Linked DNA regions of Mus musculus: regions 1 and 3 are each linked to region 2. Evidence: chromatin loops called from intact Hi-C (ENCODE). Cell type or tissue: heart. All regions are shown on one strand.

Region 1 (4,000 bases), 65 kb after region 2:
TCTAAGTACTATGAGACAGAAAATTCTTTAAATTCATATTTGTTGGCAATCCACATCACGCTGGTAAAGGTTTGAGTACAACGTGGCAGAAACTGGTCCTCTCCATTCACCATGTGGGATCCAGGGATCCAACTGCGGGTATCAGGTTTGGCAACCTTCACCCACTGAGCCACCTCCCAAACCCTGTAAGTGAAGTGTCACAAACAGATAGCCAGTTGGTCCAGCTTCAAGGTTGAAAAGAACAGGCTCCCTCTACCGAATTACCTTTGCGCCTCGCTAGAAAATGAACGGACAACGCATGTGTCCTCGTGCCAGTGTCCATGCCGCCCTCATCTACGGATCACTGGTCTTTTTGCACCAATACCACAAGGTCTCCATTAGTATAGCTTTAAAGGTTCTGGATATTTTTAATGGAGTTTGAGTCAAGATTTTTCTGTCAGCTTCCCCAGAAATGCTATACTTTAAACTCATAGTTTTAATTTCTATTTTAATGCTATGGCTGAAGAGTCGCACTAAGTTTTTCTCCTTCAACCTACCACTGTGAGCCTTTTTTCCTTACTTCTAAAGTCCTCTAATATCCTTGTGCTCTTTCCTGTATCTCTGTGTTTAACTCCTACCCGTTGCTATCCTTCCTTTAATAAGCACCCCGCCCACTCCCACAGCCCTGCCATTATCTGCAAACAGAGGGTCCGCCTCTCTTGCTACTTTGTAGCACAGTGGCTCTGGGTAGCTACAGGATTTATTTCCAATCCAATTTACAACTAAATTGAAAACAGGTTTGTTTTTGTTTATTTGTTTTGCTGTAATTGCATAAACCTTTTTATAAAGAACTTGCAAATAAAATGTTTTTCTTAAAAATTATAAAAGGAAGGCTGGAAGAATAGATCAGAGGTCGTCCAAAGTGTACATTACTTGGTTAGACAATTCAAAATCGGTTCCTGGCACATCATCAGGGGGCTCACAACTGTTGATCTGACTGGCACCTGGGATCTACAGCTTGCATGAGCACCTCCACTCCTGTGCATGTACACACAAGTACACATAATTTTTTAAAAAGCTTAAAAATTATTAAAGGGAGTCCAAAACAGCACTTAAAATTATTTACAAAAAAGTAACTATTTCTCAGTGAAATCACACACAAAAAGGTAAAACTTGTGGAGGAAGTGTGTGGAGGAAGTGGACTTTGCAAAACTGGAAAAAAAATCTTACCTTTCAAAAACCAGATTCAGCAAATGTCAAATCTTAGAATAATGTCAACTGAACAATACGCTGCCATGATGTTTTGAGACATTCAGTTGTACAGCTAAGAATCCACCCAGTGAAAATAACTGGGGAGCTGGGACAAGATCCTTGTAACAGATGTTCTAATAGCTACTTACATACCCCATAACAGTGGGGTGTCTAAATATCTTAAAATAGAATGGCTAAACAATGCTATAGCTGAATTATGGGGTTACACAAAATCCTAAGACATTTTCAAAGACCAGAACAAGCACATGGGAAATGCCCAAGGTACAATGTTTAAGTGAGAGAAAAAAATCTACAAAATTATTTGTATTTCTTGATTCCAATTTTGTAAAAAAAAAAAAATAAACAAAAAGTTAAGGAAAGGATTATAATATATCTAAAGTGGGTTCTTATTTCTAGAGCTATTAGGATCATAATCAACTTTCATTTTCTTCATTAATTCAAGATATATATTCCTAATTAAAATCAACTGCAACAAAGAAGATGCAACAGTAAAAACTGCTAAATTTATGAAAAGCAGGATAGAAAAGTCAGAAATATGATAAAATTATTAAAATATCAAAACTTCAATTATATATTAACAGTTTAAATCAAAATATACAGCCAACACTTTACATGGCTATCTGCTATGTGATTTAATGTTCCTCTGAACCACCTTAAAGACAACCCCAAATCAGTGACAATTTATTTGAGCTTGCTTTTTGACAATGTTCTCACTTACCAAAGAGCTCCACCAAGTGGTGACAGTAAGTATCACTGCAGTGTGAAAAACCTAACAACTAAAGCTAGCTGAACATAAATCTCAGCTGTAATTTCACAAGGTAAAAAAGTCTTATGAGATTGGCAGCAGGAAAAGACGCTCTTGTCCAAAGCCGATCCTTTGACTTTTATATCCAGAGCTCCCATGTGCCATGACATGCGTGTGGAAATTGTCCTCTGACCTCCACACTCAGGTCATAGCACGTATGCCCCTTCACACGCACAATAAGTAAAATGTAATGAAAGTAAACTACTAGCACATATATGGAAATATGTACTCTTCCAGGCAAGAATAGCAAGGTTGCATTAAGCATTGGGTGTGCAATAGAAAGTCTTGAAACAGGAGAGCTACTTCTTTCTATGCTTGGGTTTCCTCTTCACCTAGGTTTTATATATGAACAAAAGAAATACGATACTAATATGTCAGGAAACTCATCCTACTTATACAGCCTGAGCTGGCAGCAGTCAGTATTTAAGGCATTCTTGACTATGCACAGAAGATGCAGGAGTGGCAGAGTCACAAAGGAAGGTAAAGGCTAACCCACTTCACTCAATCACAGTCTTTTGGCTTGTTTTTAAGTTTTTGAGACAGGATTTTTCTGTGTAGCCCTGGCTATCCTGGAACTTGGTCTGTAGAGCAGGCTGACCTCCAACTCAAAAGATTGGTCTGTCTCTGCCTCCTGAGTGCTGGGATCAAAGGTGTGTGCCACCATACCTAGCCAGCTGCAGCTTTTGTTTTTGTGTTTTTAAATTTATTTATCTTAGTCTTAGTCTATGTGCATTGGTATTTTGATTGTAAGGATGTCTGTGTGAGGGAATAAGATGCCCTGGGACAGGAGGTGCAGACAGCTGTGAGCTGCCATGTGGGTGCTGGGAATTGATACCTGGTCCTCTGGAAGAGCAGCGTGCTCTTAACCACTGAGCCATCTCACCAGCCCGCCAATCAGTTTTAACAAGACACACTGGGGTAGAGAGCAGGTGAGTTAACCATCTAGTTGCATGGTAGATTTGAGTGTGGAGTTAGCTCTACTCCAGGAAAACATGGATCTGGAAAGTTCAGGCTTACCTGACCCTATGATGAACAACCAAGATTCCTTCCTTAAAGACTGGATACAGATCTCAGTGTTACAGCTCTTCCTTGTCTGTGTCTGACTTGCTTGCTTATTTTTACCTCCATCTCAACAAATTTATAAGTGTCTTGAAAACAGAAAATTCTAATTTCTATTATACCCCCCCAGAGTCTAATACACTACTCAGCACTAAAATGACACTAAATGCAAATATTTTAAAGTTATAACAACGTCTATGCCTTAACATAGGATATAGTAGCTTTCAGATTTTCCTTTTTTTTTTCCTTTTCCCTTAACATAATCAGAAAAGCAAGTAGCAATAGAATCGCCCAAGAAAAAGACTGTTGATTCTACCCTGGTTTCTTTAGATCTCATCCACATTCTAATAGCAAATCAATTAATTGCTTATCCAAATAATTCAAAGAAATGACTGACAGGCCTCATTTTCTATACAGGGTACATAACTGGCCTAGAATTTAGCTCCTAACATTCACTCATGATTTAAAAAATATCTAGCAAACTATAAATTAAGAGGTATTTCCTCAACTTAATAAAGACTATCCTCAGAATACCAGCTGTTAAATCAATAATGACCAAGCTACACTCTATAGAACTACAGAGGTTACGTACAAGGTAAGGAATTAAGGGAGAGATGGATAGACCTCCCTAGGAAAGGGAAACATTATCATTATGGGGGGGGGGTGGGCAGGACCAGGAGGATCAAATGTAGAGGGAGATGAAGGAAGGAATGTGGAGAGAAACAACCAAAATTAAGGGCTATTTGAGAGATAGTATAGAAACCTAATACAGTAGAAGCTCCCTAAAATATATACATATACGAAGGTGATTTAAATAAAATCACCAAGTAATGAGGGAGACAGATCCCCAAGTGGACATCCTCTGTCACCAAATGAATCTTCCAG
Region 2 (4,000 bases):
GAACTGTAGGTGTACATGCAAGCAAAACACTGTATACATAATAAATCGTTTTTTAAAATGACAATAAGGAAACTTAAAAGTGGATCACTCAAATTTTATATTTTTCCTAAAATAACTATTAACAGAAAAGTTTCTTCATGGAGAAGAAAATGTTATTAAGTGTCCCTTTTTTCATTACTGCACTCAAAGTTCCCATCTTCCAATAGGAACACATTTGCATCTGTTTTCCACACCAAAACCAAAGCAAAGAAGTTCAGACCCTCAATCTTTACCGCCTATAAGACTGTATTATTTGATCATAGATGACTTCCTAATCAAAACAATAAAAAGATTATAATTCACCATCAAAAGTAATCAAATTTAAAAGGTATAGAACACATGATACATGCTCTTAAGTATACATCTTAATATGTAAACTAAGGTGTCTATAGAGAAACTTGCTCTGAAATGCCTTCACTGACCCCAAATGAAGGGTTTCAGCTTCAAATTTAGAGATGAAAGTAGATCTGGAATATACCCCAACACACAGCCAACATGTAAAAGAAACTGAAGGGAGAGACGGAGGAAAGGAGAATAAAATCATGGAAACTACATTTAGACAAACAGTAGAACTGAGATTCTCTGCTGTAAGTTATTTCAATTAACTCAGAAGGGGGGAGCCCGTTTTACAAAGCACACTTTCCCACTATGCTTATATTAAGTTGTGGGCAAAAGACTGACACTGTACTAAAAGTAAAAGTTTTGGAGTACTATTCTCACTACTGAGTTATAATCCTCCGGGGGGGGGGCATACTTAATGTAGTCTTTGGTGTATTAAAATTGAACTAGCTCTAGAAAATTAGTTTCAAAGAAAAATGTTAGAACATTATTTATCAAAAACTAAAGAGATCCAGGATTAAAGCTACTCACAATCATGCCAATTAAGTTAAATGCTGGAGAGCAATTAAAAAACACCAGATACTAAGAGAAGCAGGACTGCCTGCCTCAGTCAAAGGCTTTATATAAACTCTTAAGGTTCTGCCTTCAGGCACAAACAGTTCTTTAATGTGCCACTCATATCGCCTACATTTCAATTTATAAACATATATACACCCATCTGCATTTTATTTCTTTAAAGAAGGCAATATCCCAACTACAAGAGCAATAGAAGAGAAAGAATCTACCTTATGTTTCTTTCTTTCTCTTACTTATTACTAACTAAAGCAAATCAAACCACTTTGGAGAAGTTGTCAGAATCCCCGGAAAGCATTTTGGCATAAAAAGAGTTAACACCCAACTCAGCTGGGCAGCCAGTGACCATTTGCAAGCCTCCTAGGTACATTCCCAGCAGACACATTATCAGATTAAAGGAACTGCAAACAACTGGGTTGAAGCCTTCCTTTGTCCAAACCCAGCCTCTTCTTCCTGTGATGTCATATTACAAATCTGGGAAGGCTTTCTTGCTCACTTCAGAGACAGCCCATCTCACAATACAGCTGGCAACCTCCGAAAGGCCTCTCCATTCAGCAAGCGCGAACATGCTTAGGAATTTATCTGGGATCCCTTAAACGACTGCCTATCGCCGTCCGGAATCAATGTAGAAATACAAAGTTTGAGAATAAAAAGAAGGAAGAAGTACCCGAGGACGACGGGCGGACGGACGCACGGCGAGTGTTTGTGACTGAAGTAAAGCTGGTTTGGACCCTGGCGGCTGAAGCACAAGTTTCCACGCGGACTGGTCTGGTCCGACTTGGAACAGTTTTTCCTTACACTTTCAGCTTTATGGGTTGGCTTCCTTGACTGCATTTTCTGTCAGTTAACTAAACTCCAGACTCATGGATTTTCTCGACCAGAAAATCAGACTATTTTCCTGAATAATCTACTAGAAACTTTTACGGAACACATTTCATGTTTCCTTTGAAGAGTTAAGAGAAGAAAGTATTTGTAAGAACAGGAAAAGAAACAAATACTTTGCAAATAAACTGGCTGCTGCTGTGACCACATCTGAATAGCAAAGGCGATCGATCAAGCGCTGCGGACAAAAGGCCTCCTGTAAGCTGCACTGCCTGACAATGGTAAGCTCCAATGGCTCCCAGTGCCCTTATGACGACTCCTTTAAGTACACTCTGTACGGGTGCATGTTCAGCATGGTCTTCGTGCTTGGGCTGATATCCAACTGTGTTGCGATATACATTTTCATCTGTGCCCTCAAAGTGAGAAATGAAACTACAACGTACATGATTAACCTGGCAATGTCAGATTTACTTTTCGTCTTTACTTTGCCATTTCGGATTTTTTACTTTGCAACACGGAATTGGCCATTTGGAGATCTACTCTGTAAGATTTCAGTAATGCTGTTTTACACCAATATGTATGGAAGCATTCTGTTCTTAACCTGTATCAGTGTAGATCGATTTCTGGCAATTGTCTACCCATTTAAGTCAAAGACTTTAAGAACGAAACGAAATGCAAAGATCGTTTGCATTGCTGTGTGGTTCACAGTGATGGGAGGAAGTGCGCCTGCAGTTTTCTTTCAGTCGACCCACTCTCAGGGGAACAATACCTCAGAAGCCTGCTTTGAGAACTTTCCAGCGGCCACATGGAAAACTTATCTCTCCAGGATTGTGATTTTCATTGAAATAGTGGGCTTTTTTATCCCTCTCATTTTGAACGTAACTTGTTCTAGTATGGTGCTAAGAACTTTAAATAAACCTGTTACATTAAGTAGAAGCAAAATGAACAAAACTAAGGTTTTAAAAATGATTTTTGTCCACTTGGTCATCTTCTGTTTCTGTTTTGTGCCCTACAACATCAACCTCATTTTGTACTCGCTCATGAGGACACAGACCTTTGTTAACTGCTCTGTGGTGGCGGCAGTGAGGACCATGTACCCGATCACTCTCTGCATCGCTGTTTCCAACTGCTGCTTTGACCCTATTGTTTACTACTTCACCTCAGACACAATTCAGAACTCAATAAAAATGAAAAACTGGTCGGTTAGAAGAAGTGACTCCAGGTTCTCTGAAGTTCAGGGCACTGAGAATTTTATCCAACACAACCTACAGACCTTAAAAAATAAGATATTTGATAATGAATCTGCAATATAAGCTGCCTGACTAAGCCACTGGGACTGCTCCGTGTTCAACTGTGAAAACTGTGTTCTTGGGAACTATCTCTCCGGCTCCAACAGAAAATATTTTTAAAGGAAGTTTGTGTCTGATGTGTTAAACATTAAAATATATTCTATTCTTGTATGCACGCCATTTTACTTTCTTGAACCACTTTAACGTGTTTTTTCCTCATTAAAAAAAAAAAACTCCATAAAGTTAAGGTCTAAAAGCAATTATGATTTAAATAATGTGATATATCTGTACGTTTAAAATTTTGTATATCATGAAATGATTTAATCAGAAATCTGTTAAATGGTTTTATACTGAACCGAGATGTTGTTTACGGAATAGTTTACTAAGTAGATTTCACTTATATTTTATTTTAGATTAAAAGTACTTATCATGCCTTAAACTGTAAACAGTGAAGAAAACCAGTTTGAACTAGTCACACAGTTTTAGAGCATTTCCTCCAAGAGACTACTGCAGTTTTCTGCATGACATTTTATCTTTTTAGGCAACTCATAAAAAAGAAAAGGTATCTAACTATATAGTATATTTTGAAATTACTATTTTGATTTATATTCTGGCTGCAACACCCAATTTCAAAATGATATATAGTATAAAAACTTAGCATAAAGAAACTAATGAAATGTTATCTTGCTAGGTAAATTATTTTGAAAGTACAATAAAAACCTTGTATTTTCAAGAATGTTGGTCTAGAAATCACCAGGACAGTGAAGTGCCTGAGTTTTTAGAATGTGATACATAGCTAAGATTTTTTTTTTTACTTCTTTTCCTCTCTCACTTTAGATCAACTACAGAGTGCCTGAAAATGTTATTTCAAGTGGAAAAAAAACCTTTAAAAATGTTAAACGTATAAAGTAAAGACATAGTTCTTTACATAGAGAGCA
Region 3 (4,000 bases), 88 kb after region 2:
GTTAAGAGTCTGGGTCTCACAAAGAGCCTTGATTGATGCTCAATGAGAAGAAAGGAGCTTGATAGCCCATCAGGGCTACAATCCCAGAACTTGGGAGGCAGAGGCAGTAAAACAGAGAGCTTAAGGCAAGCCTGGGTTACAGAGTCAGAGTAATTAAAAACAACAAAAACACCCCCTCCCAAAAAAACAAAAACAACAACAACAACAAAAACTCGAGAACTTAATGATGGGCTAGAAATTGAAGGACCGTGAGAGACAAAAACAACTCCCATCTACAATGGATCTATACTCTCAAAACTAGTGCTGACAATAACAACAATCATATTGTTTCAATTTCTGTTACTTAATCACACAGTAGCACAGTCAAGAAAAAAAATGTTGAAATACAATAAATATCTCTCTGTTGTTCTTATTGGATCCACATGAACTTAAGTTTAGATTCCACTTAATAAATGGAGAGAAAAGTTCTTTGAGAGAACACAGTACCAAACACAAGACCAAAAAAGAAAAAAGGGAGGGGGAGGCACCAGAATCCGTGAATGCTCAAAGGCAAAAGGCAAGAAATAATGAAGCATGCTGCGGGCCAATCAGCACGCAAGAAGAGTTCTACCCTGAAAAAAAAGGGGAACAAAGTTTAGAAACTTCCAAGCCCTTGCATTTAAATGTCTCCTGAAACTTTTGCCCACATACCAGTTCTTCTAAGAGTTCTGCTCCATCAGTCTCCACAGATGGCTTTAAATCCCCCCGGGCCTCAAAGCATTGTTCTAAAGAAACCCCCACAAAGCCCGGGAGCTGAGGACCCCGTGAGCAATTGACACCCACGACCCTGCGCTTTGCCTACAAGGCTTTTCTTGGCCTCTCCCAGGACCAAGCTGCCGATGCAGCGCAAGCTCAGAGAGGGCAAGGCTCCCAACTGTTGCATCGCAGGACGACTGCAAAAGAGAAAGTCAACCCACCCCGGGGGTGCTTCGGATCTCCACGGAGAAAAAAGGGAGGAAGAAAGAAAACAAACACCGGTCGAGTTTTTTTTTTCTTTTTTTAAATATTTATTTCAATTGTTTTTGCATCTGACCGGGGCTCTCCGGGACCCGCCGGCTCCGCGCCTGGGCGTCGCTGGAGTAGAGCCTGCACCTGTCACTTCGCTCGGGAGCAGGAGCCCCACCCGCCCGACACCTGTCAAGCCGCAGCCCAGACCCCTTCGGGATGCCCTCCCCGTCGCCCGCGAGCCCGGGACCGTGTCAGCGCGCCGCCGCCACCCCCGCAGAGATGGGGGACCAAGGGGACCCCGGAGACCCGGGGCGCCGCTCCTACCGCCAGCCCGGCCCCGCCGAGATGCGCCCGCCCGGCGTCCCCGCCGGGATGCACCCGGCGTCCCCGCTCCCTTCCCTTCCCTTCTCTCCGGCCCGCGGCGGCCGCGCTCCTCACCTGGCCAGGGGCAGCTCTTCGGGGCCGCTGTCCTGCGCGGGGTCGTCCTCCCGAGGCGGCGGCGGCGGCGGTGGCGGGGGCTCGGCGGCCGCGGCTCTGCGCGGGGCTTTGGGCGGCATGACGCGCAGCGCGGGCCGGCGCGAGCAGCCGAGGGAGGCGCGCGGGGAGGCGGGCGGGCGCGCGCGCACGCCGGGCACGCCCCGTCCTCACCCGACTCCCGTTACAAAAATAATGGGAACGTCCCCCGAGGAAAACCGGACGCGCCCGGCAACCGAGCGCCCGGGCCAACCGCGGGAAAACGTCACTTCCGCCCGCGGCGTCACGTCCGCGAGGCTCGCGGGCCGCGGGCGTCAGTGGGGAACCGGGGCGGCGGTGGCGGCGGCGGCGGGCAAGGGCGAGGGCGAGGGCGAGGGCGCGGGCGGGAAGCCGCGGGGAAGCCGCGCCTGCCCGGGCCTGTCTCCGCCCGCGTCGTCCCCGTGGGCGGCGCCAGCCGAGGCGGGGCCGGCCCGCTGCGAGGAGCCGCGGCCTCTGGGAGAACGCTGGACAGGGCGCGCCCCTCGCCCGGCCCGCGCGGCCGGCAAAACAAAAACAAACGTGCCGGGCCAGTGGGAGGTGGGCTCGGCCCGGGTGGGCGGTCCAGGGTGGGGCCATTGGTGGCCTTCTGGAGACAAGGGAAGATGGGCGATGCACGCACAGACTATAGTCTTTTGATGGGGAAACAGGAGGCGCGGTCCGAGCGGGACAGATCTTAGCGGGAAAGTAGCTTTTGAAAACCAGTTTGCCAGGCGGACCCGACTTTGAAAAATCGCTTACAAACGCGTTTGAGACGAAAGCAGAAAACCAGTTGGCCGTGTTCATGCGCACGATCCGGCCTCCTTTCATAATGGTTTCTCCGAGACAGCCGGTCAAACTGGGAAGGTCGGCATTCCACTTTTGCGGGTTGGAAGTGGGGAGTTCGGGGAGCCAATTTGCCCGCGTCACATAGCAGGTCCCTGGCAGAGGACTCGAACCCAAGTAATATTTGTCTGACCATGTCGCCGACGCACAGACACCGGAAAAGAGCATACTTTATACTAGAACTACCTACCGCCACCAAAAGCTGGCTCAGCAATGGTAGCTTTTCTAGTTACGTTTTACCTGTCAGTCAACATAATTTTCTCCCTTTGTCAGTCCTTATTCATACAACTCACTAATTGAAGTGCTGTGAATAAAATACAGTTGTTGTTCTGGTGTAAACTATCTTGGAACAGCTGAGCAAGGACTGAGGAATCGAGAACTTAATTGGGTAGGTTGCAAGCCTGGGCTTATTTTCTGCCTTGATGTCAGATGAGTGAAGGATACATGGGCCTCCTTCAATTTTCAGACTTGCCTAACTTCAGAAGCCTTCTAGAGACCAAATGTTTGTCAGGAGGTAGAGCCCCAGGCCCTGATGCAGCCACGGAGAATGAATGGAATTAAAATAGCACTTGAGTTCACTTTGTCCCAGATTTAGGCAAGAGCTCAGGCTACATACAGTCTAGGTTTGGTGAAGATAAAAGATAGACTGTGGGAGCCTGATCAAATAATATACAGAAATGATACAGTCCTGCCTCATAATTATCAGAGAATGTGACACTTGGCCAATTGATGCCACCTTGGTATTTGTGGCAAGCTACTCTTAAGTTTGAGACAGAATGGCAAAGGAACTTGGGTCCTCAGACGCGTAACAGAGCTGGTGACCGGTCATCTCTGCTGGTACTGACCTCAAATCAGCTGATGGTCAGCTATTTGTGTCAGAAGTCATTGTAACATGTTTCCCCCATAAGCCCCTTTCAACACACAGATCAAAGTTGAGCCTGACCTGGTAGCTCAGGCCCATAATGCTCAGAGCCTAAGGCAAGAAAATCCCAAGTTTAAGACAGGCTTTGGCTATAGAGTGAGTTGAACTCCAACCCGGGCAACTTAGTAAGACTCTGTTTTATAATAAAAAGTGAAAAGTCTGGGATATAACTTAATAGTAAAATGCTTACCTAGCATGTGAGGAACAGTGATTCCAATACTCAGGGACAAAGAGAGAGAGGCAGAGGCAGAGACAGAGAGAGACATCATTACAGCCTTAGAATCTAATAAGGCATTGGCCACATGAGAACACAGGACAGCCAAGGAAAGGCTGGGGACTTACATTAGCTCTGCATGTGTAGATATGACTTGTTTTATTTGAACCTAGTTCATCAATACGATTGCAAATGAGTTTTTTTTTTTCAATTCTTGATCATGAATGTAAAAACCTGTTTCAAAAAATAAATAAATAAATGGGGCAGCGCTGGGAATGTAGCCCAGGAGAGGGGGTGTGTGCGGAGGGGATTTGGTGGTGAAGGAGAAATGGAGGCAGGGAAGGAATTTGAAAAGGCATTTAAAGTGTTTGTGTTTCTGGTAGTTTGCCACCTGGCTATTGGACACCTCCTTCCTCAGACTCTCGAGGTCTTCAGGTGGTCTGCAGCGTGTGTGGGGCTGTTGGGTGGGATGGCTGTGCTCTTGTCATATGCCAGGGAAACTTTAAGGTGAGTTTGACCCTCGCTACTCAGAATAAGTAGAA

The links. Hi-C counts contacts between places; a loop is a spot of excess contacts. Peaks named below come from ENCODE experiments on the same cell type or tissue, not always from the same donor. Only the 100,000 strongest peaks of a DNase experiment are listed, where the experiment ranks them.
Region 1: it touches region 2 in a loop (2.1-fold over the local background); 1 of 42 quality-filtered maps calls a loop at or near these places.
Region 3: it touches region 2 in a loop (5-fold over the local background); 1 of 42 quality-filtered maps calls a loop at or near these places.

The regions. Positions count from the first base shown.
Region 1 is chr14:73,301,397-73,305,396 of GRCm38, forward strand. All of the region lies in intron 2 of Rb1 (RB transcriptional corepressor 1), which reads right to left. Among named protein-coding and RNA genes, the nearest start is that of Rb1, 22 kb to the right of the region's middle. In heart, a CTCF peak has its summit at 1,992; no DNase peak of the experiment used is centred here.
Region 2 is chr14:73,236,550-73,240,549 of GRCm38, forward strand. All of the region lies in intron 17 of Rb1 (RB transcriptional corepressor 1), which reads right to left. It overlaps Lpar6 (lysophosphatidic acid receptor 6), which reads left to right and starts at 1,342. Exons shown (of 1, transcript NM_175116.4): 1 at 1,342-3,809. The coding sequence starts at 2,052. The coding sequence ends at 3,086. In heart, a CTCF peak has its summit at 1,701; DNase peaks (open chromatin) are centred at 1,452 and 2,082; H3K4me3 peaks cover 3,210 bases; H3K27ac peaks cover 3,208 bases.
Region 3 is chr14:73,324,098-73,328,097 of GRCm38, forward strand. Rb1 (RB transcriptional corepressor 1) reads right to left here and starts at 1,725. Exons shown (of 27, transcript NM_009029.3): 1 at 1,426-1,725. The coding sequence starts at 1,544. In heart, no CTCF peak of the experiment used is centred here; DNase peaks (open chromatin) are centred at 854 and 1,764; H3K4me3 peaks cover 2,500 bases; H3K27ac peaks cover 2,221 bases.